Regions from separate parts of the Homo sapiens genome. Here region 2 is linked to region 1. A link is a loop called in an ENCODE intact Hi-C map of the cell type or tissue named here. Cell type or tissue: ovary. All regions are shown on one strand.

The links. Hi-C counts contacts between places; a loop is a spot of excess contacts. Peaks named below come from ENCODE experiments on the same cell type or tissue, not always from the same donor. Only the 100,000 strongest peaks of a DNase experiment are listed, where the experiment ranks them.
Region 2: it touches region 1 in a loop (6-fold over the local background); 7 of 110 quality-filtered maps call a loop at or near these places.

What each region holds. Positions count from the first base shown.
Region 1 is chr3:146,069,684-146,074,683 of GRCh38, reverse strand. It overlaps PLOD2 (procollagen-lysine,2-oxoglutarate 5-dioxygenase 2), which reads left to right. Exons shown (of 20, transcript NM_182943.3): 16 at 1,332-1,397; 17 at 2,019-2,123; 18 at 3,261-3,407; 19 at 3,517-3,642; 20 at 3,812-5,000. The coding sequence ends at 3,967. Among named protein-coding and RNA genes, the nearest start is that of LNCSRLR, 3.0 kb to the right of the region's middle. In ovary, no CTCF peak of the experiment used is centred here; no DNase peak of the experiment used is centred here.
Region 2 is chr3:146,145,643-146,150,642 of GRCh38, reverse strand. The region is part of intron 1 of PLOD2 (procollagen-lysine,2-oxoglutarate 5-dioxygenase 2); the gene reads left to right. Among named protein-coding and RNA genes, the nearest start is that of PLOD2, 13 kb to the left of the region's middle. In ovary, a CTCF peak has its summit at 2,115; no DNase peak of the experiment used is centred here; H3K27ac peaks cover 882 bases.

The DNA of each region.
Region 1 (5,000 bases):
GATGCACAGGAAAAATGCTATAGGTAAAAGTTCTTAAATCTTATGGATGATTATTCAATTTCTTGCCACATTTTAGAATCAGAAAGCTAATTAATATTAGAGGGAATAATGAGATAATATAGAAATCTGATCCATATATACTATATAAACATGAAATTTATTAAAATTTTGAAGATACCTTTGTTTCCTCCACATAAAAAATGTTTGAGTTACATATAAACAGATATGCAAAACCAGTGACATAAATTATGGTATAAATATTCAGCCCCTAAAATCTAGCCTCAAAAGATGTATTTAAGGCAAATATCTTTTAAAACATCTTTTGATTGGAATTATTTTGAGTCTGTGTCTCACTTCCTCCCTGCTGGCTCTCTGTATTTGCACTTTGTAAAGAGAAAATTAATAATTTCTAGAAATATTCTAAATTTCAGAAGATATCTTTTTGGATATTTATATTACTCCATGTATTAATAATATTTTAGTAAATATCCATATTTGAATAAAGAACTTGTCCCAATAAAATAATTCTTTAGCTTTTGTTGAAAAAAGTTGAGATATCTTTGTGTGTGGATTTTATGCCAGAGATTGGTCAAAAAGAATCAAATTCATGGATTAGAATAAAGAGAAACCATTTTTTAATATAGAGCCCTAACCCTTAATTTTAGTAACTGAAAGAAGTGCAAGTGCTAGTAAACTCATGATTATTCCTTGATAAATATTAATAACTGAAGTGAAGGCAGAAATTTTAAAAACTCATTTAAAAAATCAAATTTAGAGTAATTTACTATAGACATATAAGACAGACCCTAGTTAATTAGTTCACTAATTCATTTTTACAAATACTTGTTGGTAGAATTTTGCTCCTTGTCTTTTACCTTTAAGCACACCTTTATTTACCTACTCTGTGTATATATTAAAATACTGATGGTCCCCAACTTACGGTGGCTTTACTTAGGAATTTTCAGCTTTATGTTGGATTTATCGGGGTACTGTGTGTTTTTAACCTCCCACGGGTTTATTGGGACATAACCCCATCGTGAGTCAAGGAGCATCTGTAAAATGTGTAAATCTATTCACTGTAAGATTACTTAAGTTTTAAAATCCTGAGGTACAATATTTCATAAATAAAAATTTTGTATTTCATAGAATGACATAAGCATATTCAGAACCAGGCAAAGATTAGGCTATATACTGTGATTTCTGAAAATTACTATTTTGTCCACTATACATAATCATTTATAAGTTGAATAATTTCTAAAATGCATATGCTTTATACTTTTCAGTGAAGTATTTATAAAGATATTTGTTTTAATATGTACTTCTTTTTATAGGACTGGAAGGAAAAGTATATAAACCGTGATTATTCAAAGATTTTCACTGAAAATATAGTTGAACAGGTTTGTATTAATGATTACAAAGTATAGAAAATTTTGCTGTTATTTTCCAGAAGAAATATTATTAATACTACTTTCACAGAAGATGTGAAAGTGGAGAAACTACCTTTTAGGTAAAATTTATTTGATTCAATTACTGATTAAATAGCATTAAGGAACATACAGTTGTAAAATGTAGAACATAGAAATTAACATTTTAAAAGCATGCCTTTTTAAAAAGCATGCTCCTATGTGTCATAGCTTTCTGAAACCACTAAAAATAGAAACTGTTGACAGATCTCTGATGTAGAACTCTTGCAGTGAAAGCTTATCTTTGGAAGAAACTGGGCTGTCTTTCTGGAAGAGTCTTTTCTCAGAGACATCTTTGAAACATGAATTCTCTTTTAGCTTAGTGTTCAAAACTATTGTTAATACCTAATTTTTGAGAATGTAAGATGTCATCAATTCTGAGGTGCACCATTATTTATGTACCATGAGAAAAAAAATACTGTCAATAAACCATGACAGAAAACTATGTTTCCTAGTCATACAGGATTTTTTATTTTACACATATTAAAATAACTATTTTAGACTATTAAGACACAGAAGTTATTATGTCTTCTAACGATGATGCATATTTTATAGCCCTGTCCAGATGTCTTTTGGTTCCCCATATTTTCTGAAAAAGCCTGTGATGAATTGGTAGAAGAAATGGAACATTACGGCAAATGGTCTGGGGGAAAACATCATGTAAGTTGTAATTTCACACTAAGAACTAAAATGTATGTGGGGGTTAAGTAGATACTCAGAGAATTCGGAGGGGTTATATACTTTTTCTCATATGTCTCTGAGTTCTAGACTTAGATAAATTGGCTAGCCAAGGCTCTGATTTCAGTCTACTTCTCCCACCAACCAATTTTTTTAACACTTAAGTAATTTCATTAGTTTGGGCGGGTTTCTCATTTATGCATGTAATTACACTGGATGTTCCCTAAGGGTCGATGTCCTCAGGCCAGAGTTTGTTAGGTAACACATGTCTTTACAGAGTGATGTCACTCTTTTCCAAGGCCACTTTTTATTCCTTGCGTTTTCACAGTGAGCTGTGGTGAAAATTCTAAGGCAAATGTTATCTGGCTCTGAAAACTGTTTTTGTGTGTAAAGATAGGAAGGAGGGATCTGAGTGCCTTAGGTGTAATTCAGTTTTGCATTTGCATTCAGTGTCAAAGACTTGGCAGGAAATACTACTGCCAGTGGTTAGATGTGTTTCTTTCCCTCTGAGAACAGACATGCCATTTTAGCAGAATACTCTGGAATATTACTGCCTCTGCACGGTTATGTCCCCCAGGTAATGAGCTGATAAGGGAGAGGGAAGCTTAAAGTATAAGGAAGAACTTAAGTTAGTGGGTGATGAAATAATGAAAAGCAATCATTCAAAAACTTTTGAGTGTTACAAATAGAAGTGAGGAAGGGCGGGGAAAGCTTGTTTTTAGTGTTTGGTAATACAGACAGCAGATATGCTAAGTGTATGCTCATCAAGCAGCTGAGACTGCCTAAAGGGTCACTGTAAAAAAAGACTCATTTTTAAGAAAGGATGTGAGGGCTTAGGAAGTCAATTTTATTTACTTTATAGCTAAACTTCACATATACATTTAAGAAGTAGGAAAGGAGTCTACTGACCTTACATTACTTTGTTTCGTCATTGTATCATTGACAAAGCTGTTACCTAAGTTATTTTGATAATTTTACAGTTAAAGCAGATGATATACCACATTGGAACAACTGTTATTTTTATTGTCTATTATGATCTGTGGTTGAAAAAAAATACTATAATATAAATGGGAATTGCACGTGGAGTACAGCTTATTATGTCATTAATGTTGTTTCTAGGATAGCCGTATATCTGGTGGTTATGAAAATGTCCCAACTGATGATATCCACATGAAGCAAGTTGATCTGGAGAATGTATGGCTTCATTTTATCCGGGAGTTCATTGCACCAGTTACACTGAAGGTCTTTGCAGGCTATTATACGAAGGTAGTTATCCTCTCACCCCTCCAGCCTATTTCTTACCCATTTTTACACAGGTGTTCTTTTTAATGTTTTTATTAATAAGCAAATCCACTGGCTTACTTTGCTTTTTCAGGGATTTGCACTACTGAATTTTGTAGTAAAATACTCCCCTGAACGACAGCGTTCTCTTCGTCCTCATCATGATGCTTCTACATTTACCATAAACATTGCACTTAATAACGTGGGAGAAGACTTTCAGGTAATTATGACTCTTGTGTTTTTAGATTTTTCAAAAGAAATATATCATTATGAAAAGGACTTTGCCTTAGGCCTTAGTTTCTTTTTTAAATTTTGCTCAAATGACATAATTTGAATTTTGCCACTGGTTAAATATAATCTGATGTATTTCTTCATTTTAACTTTTTTAGGGAGGTGGTTGCAAATTTCTAAGGTACAATTGCTCTATTGAGTCACCACGAAAAGGCTGGAGCTTCATGCATCCTGGGAGACTCACACATTTGCATGAAGGACTTCCTGTTAAAAATGGAACAAGATACATTGCAGTGTCATTTATAGATCCCTAAGTTATTTACTTTTCATTGAATTGAAATTTATTTTGGATGAATGACTGGCATGAACACGTCTTTGAAGTTGTGGCTGAGAAGATGAGAGGAATATTTAAATAACATCAACAGAACAACTTCACTTTGGGCCAAACATTTGAAAAACTTTTTATAAAAAATTGTTTGATATTTCTTAATGTCTGCTCTGAGCCTTAAAACACAGATTGAAGAAGAAAAGAAAGAAAAAACTTAAATATTTATTTCTATGCTTTGTTGCCTCTGAGAATAATGACAATTTATGAATTTGTGTTTCAAATTGATAAAATATTTAGGTACAAATAACAAGACTAATAATATTTTCTTATTTAAAAAAAGCATGGGAAGATTTTTATTTATCAAAATATAGAGGAAATGTAGACAAAATGGATATAAATGAAAATTACCATGTTGTAAAACCTTGAAAATCAGATTCTAACTGGATTTGTATGCAACTAAGTATTTTTCTGAACACCTATGCAGGTCTTATTTACAGTAGTTACTAAGGGAACACACAAAGAATTACACAACGTTTTCCTCAAGAAAATGGTACAAAACACAACCGAGGAGCGTATACAGTTGAAAACATTTTTGTTTTGATTGGAAGGCAGATTATTTTATATTAGTATTAAAAATCAAACCCTATGTTTCTTTCAGATGAATCTTCCAAAGTGGATTATATTAAGCAGGTATTAGATTTAGGAAAACCTTTCCATTTCTTAAAGTATTATCAAGTGTCAAGATCAGCAAGTGTCCTTAAGTCAAACAGGTTTTTTTTGTTGTTGTTTTTGCTTTGTTTCCTTTTTTAGAAAGTTCTAGAAAATAGGAAAACGAAAAATTTCATTGAGATGAGTAGTGCATTTAATTATTTTTTAAAAAACTTTTTAAGTACTTGAATTTTATATCAGGAAAACAAAGTTGTTGAGCCTTGCTTCTTCCGTTTTGCCCTTTGTCTCGCTCCTTATTCTTTTTTTGGGGGGAGGGTTATTTGCTTTTTTATCTTCCTGGCATAATTTCC
Region 2 (5,000 bases), 76 kb before region 1:
CCAGGTATTAAGCCCAGTACTCAGTAGTTATCTTCTTTGCTCCTCTGTCTCCTCTCACTGTCACCCTTAAGTTGAGCCCAGTATCTGTTGTTCCTTTCTTTGTGTTTATGAGTTCTCATCATTTAGCTTCCACATATAAGTGAGAATATTCGGTATTTGGATTTCTGTTCCTGTGTTAGTTTGCTAAGGATAATAGCCTCCAGCTCCATCCATGTTCTCGCAAAAAACATGATCTCATTTTTTTTTTAATGGCTACGTAGAAGTTAAAACGAAGTTTTATGGTATGTGCTACTTAAAAATTGGGGACCCTTTTCTAACTTGTTACATAAATAGTCATCAGAATACCTAGATTCAACTTTTGGATTCATTAATTATCTTTAAAATATGATTGCATTTAGTGAACTGAAAACATGGCAAATAAAAACGAAATCAGTTTGTGGGAGCAAAGTATTTATGTGCATACGTATATGTGTATATGTGTATGTACACATTTGTGTTTACTAGCCATGGAGGTTATTGTTGAGCCTTAAGAAAGGAATAGAAAGTATGAATACATTTTAATCTGGACTTCTTTGATATCTTGCTAGGTCATTGTCACAGCAGCATTTGTTCTACATGTGTTTGCATCTTTAGAATGGAGCATATCTAGTGAGTGGTACACTCTGAGACTTAATCCTTGGAGAAGATGGTGGTGTGCACTGCTTTTTTTTCTGGCTATTTTTCCTACTGTTTCCAGGTGGATTTTATGTAAATTGAAGGAAGCAGTTCAAGCAGAACAACTGGAAGGGAAAGAGTGTGACTTAATTTTAAAAACATATATAGTTACTTATACAGTTGTTTTTTACGTGTAAGATTAGCAAATATTAACAGAAGTATTTAGCCTGGGTGTTGGTTTTGGAAATTAACTGTTATTTATTGAATAAGCAAATAAATACCAGTAGCTGAGTCTTTTGTACAGTATATTAGGTTGAAGAAAAATTTGGTTTATTAAAATGATAAACTTTTATCTTATTAATATCACTTGATATTTTATGTTCCTCAAGCATAAACATATTTTTTTAAAAAATGAAGTATTACATTTTAAACAGCAAGTAAATATCCTAAAAAACCGGGCTCCTTCTCACTGAATGGCTGTGTTACACCAGTACTGTCAGCTCCATGGGTTATGGCAGAGTGGATAAGTGAGATTTTTTTTTCATGTTGAGATAAAAGATAAACTAAGAAGTCTACTTTTGAACCATAGACACAAACTTAAAAAATAACTATAATTGATAATTATATCTGATTTTCTATAACCAGATTTAAATTCTTTATTGATGCAAGACATGAATTTTTCTTAATAATTCTCAGAATATCCCACACTTAAATTAGTTTAAAAGCATATTTGGTTTGTAGAAACTTCTTTCGAAAAAGAGTCCTATTCAGTTTGAAGAGGTGATGGGAGTGAGAGGGTCAGTGAAATAGAGGAAGGGAAGTTGCTTTTAAGTGTGGTACAAAATTACAAAATATGTGACTTGAATGAGTTCACAATTAATTCAGAAAAATCTGAACTAGAAGCCACTGCTGAGTGCTGGCAAGGGAAATTATGCTTATGTAAAATGTGACACTGAATTCTTCCCTGAACAGAAATTTGGTTTGGGTAGTTTCATCCTTGGGATTTATTTCTGTGGATTATGCTTATTGTGGTTGTAGCATTTCATATTAACCGTAACAAATGGAATATCCCAGCCATTCTTTGCATGCTATGACTTTCAGCCTATGGTCCAGTGTGCATGGACCCTCTTGCAACATATACACTGAGACAGTGTATAGTGCTGAATTTGTTTTTTATTTGGTTTCAGGAAGTCAGCTGGTTACTTCAGTAATCAGCAGAGATTCAGAAATATAGATGTTGTAATATTATGCAACCATGGATGTGTTTTATATCACTTGGTATTTCTGATAAATTGAGGTACAAGTCTGTTGTGCTTTGAATTATTGGAGAGTTGTGTTATTTCCTCTTTTATTATGATTAAGTGTATTACAAAGAATTTGAGGATGATGTTTTTAAAATACTAGGGTAAATGCAGAAACAGTACAGAGGAGTGTTTGCTTTCTTGATATAGCCAGAGGGCGCTCACTATACAAGGAGACTAGAGACCTCTAACTTTGAACTTCAAAACTTTGAAGTCATTTTTTTCTCATTCCTCTGATTTATTCTTCGTATTTAGGTATAGTGCTTTGCTCATTATTTTGTCTCTGTCTTTTTTTGTTTGTTTCATCTGTAGTGAAAAGTGTGTGTGTGTGTGTGTGTGTGTGTGTGTGCGTGCCTGCCTGCCTGCCTGCCTGTATAAATAATTAGATATCTATTAGATATTTGAAACGGGTAAAGATTATTTTTAACATGATCTTAATATTGTTATTGCATTCAACAGTGATTCCTTAATGTTATTTAATACCTATCCAAATTCACCTTTGCCTCTTTTTCTCAAGTATGTCTTTTTATAGTTGGTTTGTTTGATCCGGATCCATAAATTTATCTTCCTAAACACCTTCCAAGCTGTCACTTACCTTAGTCTACACTGCAGGACTCTGGTAGCTTCAGGGTCAAATCTAGCCTAAATATTGTTTTTCAAAAGCCTCAAATTAAGTTCTATGTTTCAGGAAATTTTACTTAAAAATCAGAATCTTTCTTGTTTTGGAGGAGAAAAAAGGAAAAGAAGGCCTGGAAACCCTGGGTTTTCCTTCCCGTATGGCAACAACAGCTGGCTGACTCTGAGAAGTCCTCTCCTTGGATGGGGTGCTTGTGCACTCCAGTCACCATAGCAGGTGCCTGGCCTCTTCACTGATGTGTTTGCAGCCCCCTCTCTGTATACATCACTGAATTAGATAATTATCATTGTTTCTGAAATTATTTTTCTTGTCTCATCTTTCTTAAGTCCAGTGACTCTTCGCATGCTATGACTTTCAGCCTATGGTCCAGTGGTTTTGTCCCCCCTGGAATATTTGGTAACGTCTAGAGACATTTTGTTTTGAGCAGTGGGTGCTACTTGCATCCTGTCGGTTGAGTCCAGGGACCCTGCTAAAGTGTCCTGCATTACACAGCATGACCCCATCACTCTCTCCCAGCCCCACCCCAAGAAAGAATTATCTGGCCCCAAATGTCAATAGTGCTGAAGTTGGGAAACTCTGCTACAGTCTGATGGCACACTTCTAATTTCACTGCCCCGCTTCTAGTGTCTTCTCTATTTCCAAATGTATTTATTATCATTTCCCAATTTGCACTCTGTTCATACTGGATTCCTCACTATCCAGTCAAGAGATCATGCTTTTACACATCTTTTGGAGGAGGGGGGATTATATTTCCAGGTTCCTTGACTGTGAAAATACTGTCTGTCATTTTTTAAGGCCTGAACATAGATATATTAAGTCTTATATTCTAGTGATTTTTTTGTAGATTTTTATTGTTCCTTCAATGTTGAACTCCTACAGTATTCTCTGCAAATATATAATCTGTGATTTAAATTAGTATTTAGTATGTTATTCTCAGTCTTTTCATATGAACTAACTTTACATTCTTAGTTGGATTTTAACCTGCAAGAGGATAGAGATCGTATCTCTTGAATTGCTGTGCCTTAGAACTCCCAACCTCGGAAGCTTCTCTGCCTATAGGCCTTACAGAGGGATAGTCCATTAACCCATGGCTTGCCCTAGTCACAACTAACAAGATAAGCAGGAACCCTATGTTGGTCAGGGTTCTATTCAAACGAAGAACCCATTTTAGATATCTTGAGCAAAAACAGATTTAACAAAAGTAATTACAAGCTTATACAATTACTGGAAAGCCTGGAAGAATGGGCTTTAGCAAAACTTTCAGCAGTGACTTCTAGAATAGCAGAAATAGCTGACCAAACTAGGAGGCTACTACCTCTGTCCCAGCGGGGAATCAGGAGCCCACCATTGGAAGTATTGAATTCAGAAATAGGCTTCCATAAATGTAACCCAGGGATGGAGAAGCTGTCTCTGTTGATTCCTTATGCCCATGAGGCAGTGACTATACCAACAATGCAGAATTCAGCCACAGCCTTTGCTGCTGTCCATATGTCTGTCTGTCTCTCTGCCTCTCTCTCTCTTTCTCTCCCTCTCCGTCCACCCGCCCTCCTCCCCAGTTCCCACAAAGTGTGAGATTGACCCTAGAACACTGGTGTAGGGTAAACCGTATCCTTCTGACCATGCTTACCAATGGAAATGGCCAAAAGTGATAGGGATAGGACCATCTGTTTTTCAAATCTCACAGGAATACATCTTAGAGGAGGGGTATAATTTACATCCAAATGTTTAGCTCCAAAGAACTTGGAGAAATGCACCTTTAATATTTGATTTTCTCATGACTTTTTCAGTAATTGTTCTTCCTGAAGCTTGGCAAAGCATTAAATTATTTTAAATTTTTATGGATGTTTTTGACAATAGGGACCCAAGTAAGGGCTTAGCATTACATGAAATACATGCTTTTTAACGTGGAGCTCTATTATAAAGTTCTAAGCATGTTGAATACTTTGTCAGCTTTTAAGAAGACCAATTTCTAATAAAGTCATGGGAAAAAAAGAAACTTATGAAATAGAGGCAACTAAGTAATAGAAATTTATGTCCCCTCACCATCCTTATTGTTTTGAGGCCAGTGGATTGTAACTTTTATGGAAGAGACGGCATGGTACAACTTAATCCTAATTACAATTTTATGATATTTGTTTGACTTATTCATTCATTTCTTATTTACTAGTGCTCTTATTTTATACAGCACCCTATAACTTTCAGTAAATTCTTAGCTGACTAGTGTCACTTTTCTGAGATAAAAGTGGGGCTTACTCACAGCTTCTGGATTTTGATAATGTCAGTAATAAAATTCTGGCTCATTAAGGAAGGAAGGATTTAATTTGACTCAGCCTTTTAAAAATTCATGATAACAAAAGTACAAAAGAAAACTTTGTGGACTACCATAACTGTACTTTCTAATTGTAAAT